Regions from separate parts of the Homo sapiens genome. Here region 2 is linked to region 1. Evidence: chromatin loops called from intact Hi-C (ENCODE). Cell type or tissue: OCI-LY7. All regions are shown on one strand. Links, peaks and the distances in the headings refer to the core of each region. The heading gives the core; the rest is flanking DNA. Region 1 overlaps ANKS1B (ankyrin repeat and sterile alpha motif domain containing 1B). Region 2 overlaps ANKS1B (ankyrin repeat and sterile alpha motif domain containing 1B).

Region 1 (4,399 bases), core at 317-4,316:
CTTTACATTAAAAAGGAAAACTTGTAAGGAAGGCATTTGTACTTGCAAAAGTAGCATTTTATTAGCTTACACATATTTAATTTGTTATGCTTTACAGACATTGCCACTGGGTATATAAAGAGAATGAGTTGAAGAGTCAGTTCCATCACTGATTTGCTAGATATTTTCCATCAAAACCTTTAACTTTTCTGACATTTAATTTGCTCCTCTGAAAGTGGAAATAATATCTACTCTTTAGGTATTTGTAGTAATAAATGAGTTTATGTTAATACATTTTGTAAACCTTGGCAACTAATATTATTCTTTAATATTATCACAGTTATTGCTTAATATTATTTTTGTTTTTAATACTATTATTTGAAATCTGTAGTAGCTTTAAGATAGGGGGGCCTGTTGTAAGTCTGTACAAGGTATGCCAAGGTAGCTGACCAAGCTTATGCCGAGATAGCTGACCTTTTCTTGACTTAGAAGTATAATTTAAATTTACTGATTAATCTACATTTCATTTTATAAATGATTGCATACACAAAAAATTAATCTTGACCAAAATGGCATTTAACAGAACAAAGACTAATACATCTTCAAAAATAAATCGTATGCTGCAAAACACTTTTAAGTGAACCAATGAATTTATTATAACAGAGGGCCATTTAAAAAGTAGCTTGAATTGTGATTAAAGCTTCAACTTGTGAATCATCAAAAAAGGTTGTTAGAATTAAAAAGCTTTGGTGTTATACAGTCTGGGGAATGATATAAATAGGTTCACATTTAACTAGAAAGTTCACTCTAGTATTAATATGTAGTAGATTTGAGATGAAATGACATTGGAGAAGGGGAGAAATAGTTTCATAGCAAAGGGAAAATGTAAATTGGTTTAAGAGATACAAGGAAAGAGTAATTAACAGGTCATGGTAATTGGATGTGCAAAGATGAGGGGAAATATTTCAAGGAGGGCTCTAAAGTTTCTAGCTTAAGCTGATGAGTGAAAGGTGGATGCTCTTCCTTGAAATGTAGAATATTTGTAGGTAAGAAGAGAGGGTGAGGGATAGATTATGTAAGGCCCTAATAAGCCATTTCAGGACTTTGGCTTTAACCCAGAGTGATTTTTCTTAGAGCCTATTCAGTTCTTTCAGAAGAAAAGTCACATGATCTAACTTCTATTTTATGAGGATTAATCTGGCTATAATGTCGATCATGGATGGGGAGAGGGAACAAGGGTGGATGCAGGAAAGCCAGTTAGAAGGCAATTGTAGCATTGCAGTAAGAGAGGGAAAGCAGCTAAGATCACAGGTGAATCAGCAGAGTTAGAGAGAAATGGAGAGATGTTGGACATATTTTTAAGGCAGATCCAATGGAATTTCATGGTGGAGTGGACATGGTATATGAGAAAATGAGAAGAATTAAGGATGACTCCAAGACCTTTCTCCTTAACAACTGTAAGAATGAATTTCCTATCGTTTGACACACAAGAGATTTGGGGAAGAGAAGGTTTGGTAAACAGTGAGAAATACCAGGAGTTAATTTTGAGATGCCTACTGAATATCTGAATAGATGTGTCAAGTAGGCAGCAGAAGGTCCAGTCTGCAGGTATAGATGTGAACGTCGTCATTATACAGATGATATGCAGCGTGTGTAGAGGAAGAAGACCAATAACTGAGCTTGAGGAAGGATGGAATGAAAGGCAGCACCAGCAAGGGAAGCTGATAAGGAGCAACCTGTGAGATAGAAGGAAATCTTTTGGTGAGTGTCTTGTTCTGAAGTCAGGTGAAGAAAGTTATTAAGAAGGAAAGAGGGATCAACTCTGTCAAATATAGCTGATAAGTTAAGTAGGATGAGGACTAAGTTAGAATAGGTTCATGGATTTAACAATATTGGGGGTGGGGGGGTCACTGCTGACCTTGACAAGAGCAATTTGGTTGGAAATGATAGAGCCTCATGTGGTGGTTTTAAGGGAGAAAGGGAGGAGAGGACTTAGAGTAATGATAGACTACCCTTGAAGGAATTTCTTCACAGGGGAATTTTTAAGTTACGATGGAGGAGAAAGAGGGGATGATGAATTCTATTATTAACCAAGTGGAGAGACTGGTTTTGGACAGGAGCATGAACAGATGTTTTGGTTGTGGGTGCAAATACTGGCAGGAGATCCATGTGGTGGGAATCTGGGGAAGATCTGTTCTGATAGTTTTCAGTTTTTCTACAAAGTAGAGAGCAGCAGCTTCAATTGAAACCAAAGACAGAGAAGGAAATGTAGAGTTTGAGGAAAGAGAGAACAGTGTGAAATAGTTGTTTAGAAGAAACAGTGAGTGGACAAAGGAGGTATATGATGTGATCACCTGGCAGCATTAAAGGCCTATTTAAAGTCTGTGTTCATGCATTTAGAATTAGACTATCCAATGTGGTTCTGTGTTTTTCTCCAGCCTATGTCAGCTGGAGGATGCAGGTGCAGAGTATTTGGAGAGTTGAATTTTACATAGGTTGTGGTTTTGCTAAATTGGTATATTGAAGTGATTGAAGAGCAAGGAAATATAAATGCAAGGGAGTGTAATATTTAACCATAGACTTCAAGATGAAGAGGGAAGTGAAAGAGAACAAGGAGATAATTAACACTGAAAAATCAATAAGATCTTAGGACTGGAGATTCCAGTGGGGTCAAAGTATTGCTGGAGTCAAGGTATTAAAGAAGAGGGTTGGAATAATTGTTGGATTCAAAGAATGGGATGCACAAGGAACTAGGAATGATTATAATTATCAGCAATTGTCTTAAGACCATGGGACTGAGCAGCTGAGTTAGCCTCTCCTCCATCAACATATTCTTAAATACTGCAATTAAATCAGTACAACAATTTCCTGGAAGAAATGTTTGATACTTCTAAAGACATAACATTCACTGCGTTCATAATATTTAATCTTTCCATTTGTTTAACACATTGTAATATAGATCACCTTTATCTGAGTTCACTTCTTCTATACTTTGTCCCACTCTTCCTTGAGGTGCCAAGGCTCCTCATGTCATTCCCTGGCTGCCAAAGTCTCCCTAAGAGAGGTGTTTCATTCAAGGCCACTTCCCTAAGGGGCTCTCTCTGCACATGGCCACTATGTGTCTCATTCTCATGTGAAACCTTTGAATGACCTGAGAACCCATCTGCTAAGATATTTCAATCTCTTGGGTCCCCTTAATGGTTGCCAGTGTGTTCTTCTTTCCTCGGGTAACAGTTTTTTTTAAATAGAGGTGGTGAGGAGTGGTAGAATTCTGGATCTATGTTAAAGGTAGATCTATCTGTCTATCTATCTATCTATCTATCTATCTATCTATCATCTGTCTATCGATTGATCTATCAATCTATCTACATATATATTTGGATGAATTGGAGGTAGGATATAAGAAAATAAAAGGGACCAAAGTTGTAATTCAAAGATATTTGGTGTTTTGACCTTTGGAAAGATGGAGCTGATATTAGTGGAGATGGGGAAATCTCAGTTTTGAACATTTTAATTTGAAAATCTGTTGGATATTCAAGTAGATATGTAGAGTAGATAGTTGAGATAATGATTTTTTTTCAGTGAGGGAGGGTAGGGTGGGAGGAAGCCATGTGATAATTTTATGCTTATCAGAAGTAAAGAGTATCCGTTTTAAAAGACCGAAAAATAGCATCTCAGCCTATTGTGAGTGAATTTATGAGTTCTGAACTCTGGATAGTTGTGTTGTGAATTGCTGGGGGAAAAGAAGCTGAGCATCGCCAGTGATAACAGGTGTTCTCTATCTTTATAGAAAGCTGTGTCCAAAAAGTTGTTTCCACATGAAGAATTTTGTGCATTAGCACTTTCTCAAGGGCACCTGCTAAGCAAGTCAACTACCTTGGGTAACTAATTATCTTCAGTTTTGCTAGTAGTTTCAAACCATCACCTCCTGCAGGAGAAAACTGATGGGAGGAGAAAACCCAAAAGGAGTAAAGTGGAAAAGTGCTTCTTTCCAAGTGGGAGAAATAACAAAAACAAAAGCCTGTAAGTGCTTAGCAGCATAGGACGCTTTTCTGCAAAGGAGAGAAAACACTAGAGGAGAACTAAAATTAGAATGGAGAGGGTGGCATAGGCCTCTCACACTGATCAGGGATTGCCAGAAAGGCAAATGAAGGCCTGTGTTTTAATTAGCTCACATGGCCTGGAAATAGACCTCCTGAAGCTGAGACATCATTATTACAGCAGCCACTGGACACAGGCAGCTGAGGGAGGCTTTGGCCTCCAGCCGACAGGAAGGCCAGGAACAGGCTGCTGAGATGACCTCTCAACTCCAAGCTAAGATTCGGGGCAAGCTGATATGGAGAAAGTAAAGGGTTAGAGAGGATGATGCGAGATTACATCTTTGGGACCTGTTTTCCTAAAAATATATACATTAAATATA
Region 2 (4,399 bases), core at 207-4,206, 61 kb after region 1:
AATAAGATCCTGTCATTTGCAACAATATGGATGGGACTGGAGGACATTATGTTAATAGAAATAAGCCAGGCACAGAAAGATTAACCTTGCATGTTCTCATTTATTTATGGGAGCTAAAAATTAAAACAATTGAACTCATGGAGATAATAAAATGGTGGTTACTAGAGGCTGGGAAGGGTAGCTGGGAACCAGGTGGGAGCAGGGATGGCTAATGGGTTAAAAAAAATAGAATGAATAGGATCTAGTATTTGATAGCAAAACAGGGTGACTATAGTCAACAGTAATTTATTGTATACTTAAAAGTAACTAAAACAATATAATTGGAATGTTCATAATACAAAGAAATAATAAATGCTTGAGATTAGGGATACCTCATTTACTGTGATGTGATTATTACACATTATATGCCTGTATCAAAATATCTTATGTACCCCATAAATATATACATCTACTATGTACCCATGAAAATTAAAAATGAAAAAAATTTTAAAAGCTTAAAAAATTAAAACTGAAGAAGAAAACTAGGAAGAAATAAAAATACAACACGTAAATAGAAAAAAGAAAGAACTCTTAGAAGTGGAAAATATGTTTGTTAAATAAATATAACATCTGCTCTATGAGTTTACAAAATTGCAAGACCATCGCGAGGACTCAATAGGATTGTGTCAGCCTGTGTTTTGTGAATTGAAACCTTTTGTAGTAAGAGATGGGAAACTGGGAGATTAGCCAAGAGATTTCTTCAATAGAGATCTCTCAGCTGGCTGGCAAAGAATTGAGGTAGCTGTAAGAGAAGGAAAGACTGTCATAAAAGGAAGAATATATTGACAAATTTCACTTCACCCTTGAATTTGCATGAGGAACTAGTCTCCTGGGACACCTTGCCTTACTCCATACGTAAAGGAAGAAAAAATTTATGCTTTTTTAAGTTGCTCATAAAATAATTGACTCATCTCTTGTAAAGGGAGGAGAATGGAAAAAAATGTACTACATAAATTAAGGCTATTATTATTCTTTCATTTTAGGAAAAAAATCACTCTCTAGGGAGGAAAACGTCTGGACATTGAGATTGCATGCTTTTTCAAATGTGCATTTCTATGGTGGTGTGCATTTGGAACTGGGCATGCAAACTTGAATTTGTGTATGGTATATTTTTATGCAAATGTGTACATGCATATCATAATGCTTGTTCTGTTCCACTCAAGAGTGGGTGGAGATATGAATATTATTGAGCAAGTATAATTTTTATACAAGCATTGTGTGGGCAGCTTCCATTCTGGCTAAGCATCTTAACAAAAATGCAAAGCTCAGATAAGAACAGGGAGATTTTGTAAGTATTAATATTAAAGCATGAATGTTTCTAATCATTCTCGAGGCCTGGTGGGTCTTGAATTAGAAAGAATGAAGCCATCCAGTACCAGGAAAATTGATGTACAGGAAACAGATATACTGTGCTTCTATCTTTCTATGTATCTATGTATCTATGTATCTATGTATCTATCTATCTGTCTGTCTGTCTGTCTGTCTGTCTGTCTATCTATCTATCTATCTATCTATTTAGAGGAGCAAATGGCTGTTTGGAATTCTGTATCTTGGAAGTCAAGCTAAACATGATGCCTGACCCAGAATTATAAATATTCTATGATGTGAAACTGAAACACTTGAAAGAGCTTTCTAAATAAATTCAAAATAACCTCACACCAGCCATAAAGCTCCATAACCATAAATCATACAAAAAACCAATCTGGCAGCAGTTGAGGTATATGAAATGCGATCAACATGTACCTACCCTACAACTTACTCACATTGTTAAAAAAAAAAAAAAAAAAAAACTGAGAACTGGAAATGTGACTTTGATCTCCCTACCTACCACCTAGTGGAATCAGTGCTTCTAAGTGAAAAAAATGTGGGACTAGAAAAGGGGCTGGAGATGGGAAAAGGGAAGGCTATTTTCTTGAAAGTGAATAAAGAATAACCAAGAAGCCTTCCTAGGAACATATTCAGGGTTGAGAAACAACCAAAGAGGCAAATAGAGAACAATTCTGTAACAAAATTTTTATTTTGGGTTTGGGTGACTTAGAGGCATGCAGCGGCTTCCACATGGAACTGAGACAGGGACCTGCAAACTAAATCAACAGGAAGGAGATTTTTTCCTTGGTGACCCAAAGAACGTTAAGAGTATCTCACCCAGTGATTGGTACAGAAGTAAATGCTATATTAGGATGTGAAAATGAAGACATTTATAAAGATCTGATTTATGTATGAAATTGTGGTATCCTAAAATGAGTAATGAAACTGTGCTTATAATTGTGCACCTGCTTCTTGAATCTATCTGTTAATTTCTATTCTCAGAGTCATCAGGTTCTTATTACCTCTTGCCTAAATTATTGCAATAACTTTCTAACTGGCCTTCTGTCTTTAGTCTCTTCCCAGTCTAAAGCATTCTCTTGCTCAGAAAATTTCAGTGTCTCCCCACTGCCTACAAAGTACAAAGCATGGCAGTCAGTATCCTCTATGATCTGGATCCAAATTTACATTTCCAGCCTTATCTGCCTTTACTTTTCTCTGTGTACTTTGTGCTTCAGCCAAATTGGCTAATCACCATTCCCCAAACATCCTCCAGAGTGATGTTTCTAAAACACAAACGTGATCTTGTTATTGCCTTACTGGAAAACCTTCAGTGACTTCTTATTGCTGCTCTGTAGGATCAATCCCAAAGTGCTTAGGCTACAATACAGCCCCCTAAATCTGGCCCCTGTCAAGCTCTCCAGCCTTATCTCTGACCACCAGACCCCAATCCACCCTCCTCAAAACCTATCATCCAGCCATATGGAATTACTTAAAGTTCTCTGAATAGGCCAACCTGTTTCTTGCCCTTGAGCCTTTGTTAAGATTGTTTCCTCTCCCTTGTACACCCTTCTTTCTAACCCTTCCTTCATCCTGCCCACAATGCCCCATGGTCCACCTGGAAAAAAGAAAAAAAGCTTTTTTTTTTTTGAAAGCTCAGCTCACCTCTATAAAAACTTTTCCATTTCTAAAAACCTTGATCACCACCTTCCTTATATGTCTCCAATACTTGTTCTCCTGTAATCCCAGTGCCAGGTACACGTTTTTAGCATTAAAACCATGACACTTTTTTGCATTAACTATTTCCTAACATATCTATGATCTAATTAAGGGCAGGGACAATGCCATATTTATCCTTCTAGCCCTGACACCTCACACAATGCAGAGAACGGAAGGGAGTTCAATAACTGGTAGCAAAGTGCCAACTCCTTGAGAATAGGGCCTGTGTTTAGTGAGTATTTGTTAAGAGAATGAATAAATGATGTACAGTTGTAATCTATCTGCCTATGTTTTGATATGCAGTAAAAAAGTCTTAGACAGCACATCGTATATGTTGTAGATCAGTGCTTCTCAAACTTTAATGTGCGCATGAATCATCTACGATCTTGGAAAAATTGTGTTCAGTTTCAGTAGATTTGAGTGGAGCCATAATTCTGCACTTCTAATAAGCTCCTAGGAGATGCCAATGCTGCTGGTCCTCAGACTACACTTTAACACGCTATACAGCATATCGAGGGAAAGGATTTCTCATGAGAGGTTTAAGGGAGGAACAAACTGTGGAAGGAACTCAATAGAACGGAAGGACTACTTAGTGGTGCCTGCAGAGGTTATACCCAGCTGTGAATATATTGTCAGGCTTTTTTGAGGCAGTGTTAGGGACTGATATTTAATCTTTACTGCCTTTATTTCCTCTATAATCGCAGCTCCCAGAGTCAGGTTTTCCCTCTATTCATTCCCCACGTATGATTCAGTCTGTGTGATTTTTCTCTACATAAGCTCTCTCCAGATTCCTTTTTTAGACTAACCTGAAGTTGTTCTCCTGTCTGCTTTCCATAAATTTAGTCTCTGCCTCATTGCCCAAACCCTGGAAATTCCATCTTTCCAGTTTTCAGAAGCCTCTTCAGCTGCCTGAATTGTTTTGCCTTCATTTTAACCCAAAATAGTTTTTCCTTTCTCAGTGAACGAACCACATTCACCCCTACAAAGGCCAATTTCCCTGCTGATGCTGTGATCGATAAGTACAGATCTCATTCTGAAAGACTTGCTGCTCTCCCCGCCCCACTTTCAGAAGAACATGAAGTAGTCAGGATTTTAAACTGTAGGGTGGCTTAGGAGAACTCCAGCGTTCATATTGTTGACTGATTAAATGTCATGAAGGAAAAGCAAATGTAGAAGAGAAACGGAGATTTGGCTGGCAGCTGCAGGAGGTTGTAAAGCATGTAATATCATGGAAACTGCCAATGCTTTGCTACTGTCGACTTATAATTAGAGATGCCATTTTAAGGTGAATTTTGACATTTACTGCTACTAGTTGACTTTTTCAGTAATATCTAGC

What was found. A loop is a pair of places that touch in the nucleus more often than their neighbours do. Peaks named below come from ENCODE experiments on the same cell type or tissue, not always from the same donor. Only the 100,000 strongest peaks of a DNase experiment are listed, where the experiment ranks them.
Region 2: it touches region 1 in a loop (3-fold over the local background); 1 of 110 quality-filtered maps calls a loop at or near these places.

The regions. Positions count from the first base shown.
Region 1 is chr12:99,392,012-99,396,410 of GRCh38, reverse strand. All of the region lies in intron 12 of ANKS1B (ankyrin repeat and sterile alpha motif domain containing 1B), which reads left to right. Among named protein-coding and RNA genes, the nearest start is that of GARIN6, 250 kb to the left of the region's middle. In OCI-LY7, for the core only: no CTCF peak of the experiment used is centred there; DNase peaks (open chromatin) are centred at 2,420, 3,120, 3,770 and 4,110; H3K4me3 peaks cover 2,785 bases; H3K27ac peaks cover 4,000 bases.
Region 2 is chr12:99,331,285-99,335,683 of GRCh38, reverse strand. All of the region lies in intron 12 of ANKS1B (ankyrin repeat and sterile alpha motif domain containing 1B), which reads left to right. Among named protein-coding and RNA genes, the nearest start is that of GARIN6, 310 kb to the left of the region's middle. In OCI-LY7, for the core only: no CTCF peak of the experiment used is centred there; a DNase peak (open chromatin) is centred at 2,243; H3K4me3 peaks cover 387 bases; H3K27ac peaks cover 1,782 bases.